Regions from separate parts of the Homo sapiens genome. Here region 2 is linked to region 1. The links are chromatin loops, found by intact Hi-C in ENCODE. Cell type or tissue: chondrocyte. All regions are shown on one strand.

The links. Hi-C counts contacts between places; a loop is a spot of excess contacts. Peaks named below come from ENCODE experiments on the same cell type or tissue, not always from the same donor. Only the 100,000 strongest peaks of a DNase experiment are listed, where the experiment ranks them.
Region 2: it touches region 1 in a loop (2.5-fold over the local background); 8 of 110 quality-filtered maps call a loop at or near these places.

Annotation. Positions count from the first base shown.
Region 1 is chr10:17,000,667-17,003,166 of GRCh38, forward strand. All of the region lies in intron 28 of CUBN (cubilin), which reads right to left. Among named protein-coding and RNA genes, the nearest start is that of CUBN, 130 kb to the right of the region's middle. In chondrocyte, a CTCF peak has its summit at 1,322; no DNase peak of the experiment used is centred here.
Region 2 is chr10:16,831,658-16,834,157 of GRCh38, forward strand. The region is part of intron 64 of CUBN (cubilin); the gene reads right to left. Among named protein-coding and RNA genes, the nearest start is that of RSU1, 15 kb to the left of the region's middle. In chondrocyte, no CTCF peak of the experiment used is centred here; a DNase peak (open chromatin) is centred at 1,204.

The DNA.
Region 1 (2,500 bases):
TTGCTTTCAGGCACCATCGTGCTACTTATTGCACGGCCTTTGAGTTTGACATCACACACTGAGTTTTGTGTTCTGATTCCATTGCTTAGTGGATGTGTAAGTTTGGACACATCACTTAACTTGTCTCAGGCTTCTTCCTCAGTTTTCTCATCCATAATAAGGGAATGATAATGCTCATTTAAGAAAATTATTGGGATGAGACATGAGATTGTGTTCGGAATTGGTTTCTTCCGGTGGGTTCTTGGTCTCGCTGACTTCAAGAATGAAGCCACGGACCTGAACAGTGAGTGTTACAGTTCTTAAAGATGGTGTGTCCGGAGTTTGCTCCTTCAAATGTTCAGATGTGTCCGGAGTTTCTTCCTTCTGGTGCGTTCGTGATCTTGCTGACTTCAGGTGTCAAGCTGCAGACCTTCACAGTGAGTGTTACAGCTCTTAAAGGTGGTGTGTGCAGAGTTGTTCATTCTTCCCGGTGGGTTTCTGGTCTCGCTGGCTTCAGGAGTGAAGGTGGAGACCTTTGGAGTGAGTGTTACAGCTCATAAACGTAGTGCGGACCCAAAGAGTGAGCAGCAGCAAGATTTATTGTGAAGAGCAAAAGAACAAAGCTTCCACAGCGTGCAGGGCAACCCCAGTGGATTGCCACTGGTGCGCAGGAGGCCAGCTTTTATTCCCTTATTTGGCCCCGCCCACATCCTGCTGATTGGTCCATTTTACAGAGCGCTGGTTGGTCCACTTTACAGAGTGCTGATTGGTCCGTTTTACAGGGTGCTGATTGGTCTGTTTTTACAGAGTGCTGATTGGTGCATTTACAAACTTTTAGCTAGCCACAGAGCGCCGACTGGCGCATTTACAATGCTTCAAGCTAGACAGAAAAGTTCTCCGAGTCCCCACTGGACCCAGGAAGTCCAGCTGGCTTCACTTCTCAAGATCATATTTTTAAATTACACATGTTGAGTCATGTTTTAAAATGATAACATCAACAACAGTAATAGTGAATGAGATGTCAATTAAACCAATGCACTAAGCGTTTAATCATATTTTCATTCACTCTTTACATGGCAAGATAGTTTATTTTTATCATAATATCTTCAGACAAATTTAAGATTACATTTAGGTGGTAAAATCTATATTATTTATCCTGCATTCCTTCAATTTCATTATTTTGGTACACAGGGTCAAAATAGTCTATATTTGAGTAGCCTGTGGAACTAGGAGGAGAAAAAAATCAGGGACAGAGTATATTATTGTCATTACTGATCTACAGATTATCAAATTCTACTAACTCTTATAAGTGGTAGTTACTGTCCTCCACCAGATTTGTTCTGTTTGTGAGACAATGCTGCTGCCACCTGGCACTGCTTCCTCTGTTCCTCTGAGTACACAGTGCATTCACACAAAACAAGTCCTTGGATATGTAATGTTTGAAACAAATATGGCAACATTTAAGTCAATGGTCGAAAAGAGAAACCTCTGGGGACAAAAATTCAGGTTCTACGCTGAACGTCACATTTGTTCTGAGTTGGCTTAGAACTCAAGTTTCTACACTTCATTTTTGGCTGCTATGATATTTGAAACTGAAAAAAAAAAGTGTGGTTTTGGTTTTTGTGTCATACGAAAAAGTGTGGAATCCCCTGCAAAGTACATGCATTCCTCTATTGGGGATATTGTTGCCAGGGAACCAGAACACAAACAGAAGTTTCGAGAAAGCCCTTTCTTTGGCCCAGATCTCAAGGACTGTTATTACAAATTGTGCAATCTGTGATTTGGGAAGGTCATGGTGGTTTGAGGGTTATTTTTTTTTCTTTTTATAACTGTTTCAAAGAGTGGCAATAGAAATAGAACTCCAACTTTTTCAAACAGTGGCGACATGGGAATGGGGAGGCGAGACTCCTGAGAGGCCCTTGCTGGTGAAGAGACTCAGAGCCAACATGAGATGAAGGTCAACTGTGTGGATGTGTATTTACTGCTGTCGTCAAGGAGGCAGAAATGTCAGGAGTGAGCTTTTCCACTCATTCTGAAAGGTCTGCATATGCACAGCTTTAATGCTGCCTCTGATCATTGGGACCTTGCTGGAGAAACTCTGAAGTCAAGGCCAAAAGAGCTGTGGGATTTTCTTAGTCACTATCCCAACTTTACAACAAGGAGTTATTTAGAAACAGATTTCTTAGAAATGAGCATCGTCCATTAAGAATTTCTTTGCAGAAAAGATATAAGTGAAAATTTGTCATAAATACAAATCAGACTCAGTATCACGATGCAGAAACCTGTGCTTTGGTTCCACACTAAGAAGGAACTCATTTCCAGTCTCCATGCTTAAAAATATTTTAAGAGTATCACAAAGACAAAAGCCCAAAATATCAAATAGGCTGAAAAAGCCATCATAAACAGGATGGGATATAGCATGTATAAATGTGAGAGAAAGAATAGTCAGCATTTAGGGAAATATCTCTTAACTTAAACAGAGCTAGTTGTTTTTAAAAGCTTCTCTTTTACTTAAATTTCT
Region 2 (2,500 bases), 170 kb before region 1:
AGCAATTAAAACACCAGGCAGCTTTTTTATACCGTAGTTTGTGCTGTGATCCTGCAGCCTTTGCTTTTGGGGAAACATTCTGGAGAATGTAGGTAAAGTGAATTTTTAAAAGGTGGAGATGGGCGGGGGCAATGTTGCCTGCTCTGCTTCCAGTCAACTATTACACCTTTCTCATTGTGTGTGTGTTTGTGTATGTGTGTGTGTGCACGTGTTTCCCATTGAAAATTACTTGGCTGTAAAGAGGCTATGAAAAAATACAATGCAAAGTATAATAAAGTTCAGAACGAAAGGAATTTCTGTATGGGCAAAGGACAGAATTATAAATCTATACAATGTCTGTTGTTAAATGTGTTTTACAAACACATTCCGAGGCCTTGTTGCTTTTTTGTTTCAACTCATTTTTGAGTAGACACATATAAAAACAGGAGATGAGCCTGTGTTTTATGGGGAGAGAGAACTACACTGTGAACTGAACCACTTTCTGTCCCCCAGCCTGGCTGCTACCCTGCATTCACAACCAGCCCTGCTTCCAGGAGGGCTCTCGACGCTTCTTACGGAAACGTTACGCGGGCAATGTATGTTGGAACCAGCCTGACATGCGGAAATGCTGATTTTACTGATCTATGTATTCAAAATATTGGAAGTTCCTCTGTTCCCTATATAATTCCATGGTTTAAACTTTGGTTAATTGCTGGTATCTTAAGTCACAAAGTTAAGACATCTTGCTGGGCTGTGTTGATCAGGTGAGATTCCTTTTAGGTCGATGTAGTAGCCCATGGGAGAGAATAATGCCTTTCTAGTGCTTTGGGGATTATTCTGCTAAGTGTTTAAACAAAGTAACCTTGCCATGACAGAGTAGCCAGTCATCCACTAGTAGATGGGAGGGCTGCCATAGCCAGCACCACGCTTTTGAGTTTGGGCGTTTTTCCCTCAGGGTCCTCTTTCAAAATGCCGTTGCTCTGAGAGGAGCAGCAGGATACTAATTTCCACTGACACTGCTGACAACTTGTCTTATTCACTTTCCTCTCCTAGGAAGAATGGGGCCACCTAGAGCAGTGGGCATCTCTGGGACATCAGAGGATCTTGAAAGGGGAGGTGAAGGCATGAAAACAGATTCCAAGCATGGTCTAGAGCTCGGCCCTCGCTTGGTAGTAACACAGTCAGAATTCTCAGTCAGACATTTCCGTTCCCACCGCAGTTCACAAGAACGGAATGCTGAGGCTTCCTGGTACAGCTGCCAAGAAACTATGCCCACAGCCTTCCCACTGAGAGCCAGATGGAGCTACATTTTACAGGCCTAAGCGGTGGTTTCCTTTCTTTGCTTATGGGACAGGAAGTTTCAGATCCATTCTGTGGAGTAATGAAGGACAGCTAGGAGGAGGAATTCTCACTCTCCACGGCTGGAAAGCAAGGCTTTGCTTCCCAGCATCTATCAGGCAAATGGCAAACGTTGACTCTGATCAATAATGGTCCATTCAAGCTGGAGTGAGTTAAGAGTTAGTTGCACTGTGACTCCAACCTAACGGGATTATTCCATCTTTCCTCCAGATCCCACTCTCCTCATTCTTTCTGCTTTACACTTCATATAAATATTTGGATCTCCATGGTGGGGGAGGTACACAGGTCCAAGTTGAATAACCTGACCGGCACAAAGAATAACTGTATTTGCCTCTTCATTTCCTCCCTGCTATATACATCTTTCGGTCTCCTGTCGTGGCGAGTATTCCTTTAGAAAAGGCATGAGCTTCCTCCGAGTGTTATTTATGGCACTATATGTTAAGGTTATTGATTAATAAAGGATTTAGATGAATTCCAAAGGGGAGAGCTTTCCAGGATGATAAAACTCCGCATCAGGAATCATGTTGAAGCTAAACCCATATGCAAAGACCATATGCCAGAACACCCTTCCTGGCCAGGCTGGGCAGAAGGTGCCAGCAGCCCTAGGAGCCAAATCGGATGAGGGGGGTTGCAGGGCAGAAAAGAAAGAAGAAGAAAGAAAAGAAAGAAAGAAAGCCCTTGGTGCTAAGAAGCAGAAGATGTTTTGTTGGGAACAAAGGCTGAAGCTACCAAGAAACTATCAGCTGAGCAGAGGCCCGCTAGAAAGAATCGTCCCACAGAATGAAAGGAGCCCGCTGCCTACACCGGTACATTTCTTTATGCTACAAAGGTCAAATCCTCTTGGGCAGCTTATTTTGAATGAAGACCTGATTAAAGAGGCAGTGAGAAAAAAAATAAAATAAAAAATACAACTCCAGATCAGGGGTAGAGGAACAAGCACACTTTTTGGAAACTTTACTGAAGACTCTTGTGTGGTACAAAGCCAGTTTAGAGACGGTCAGGATGAGGTTTAGATTTAAACTCCACTCACAGAGGAACTCAGCATCTTTATGCTCTTGGTTTTTAGGTTCCACCTAAGTATATTTCCTAAGGATGAATGCATTTTCGACAGAGCTTGCAAAGCTCAAACCCCGTGAGCTCTGGGGTTTTTCTGGCAAAACAC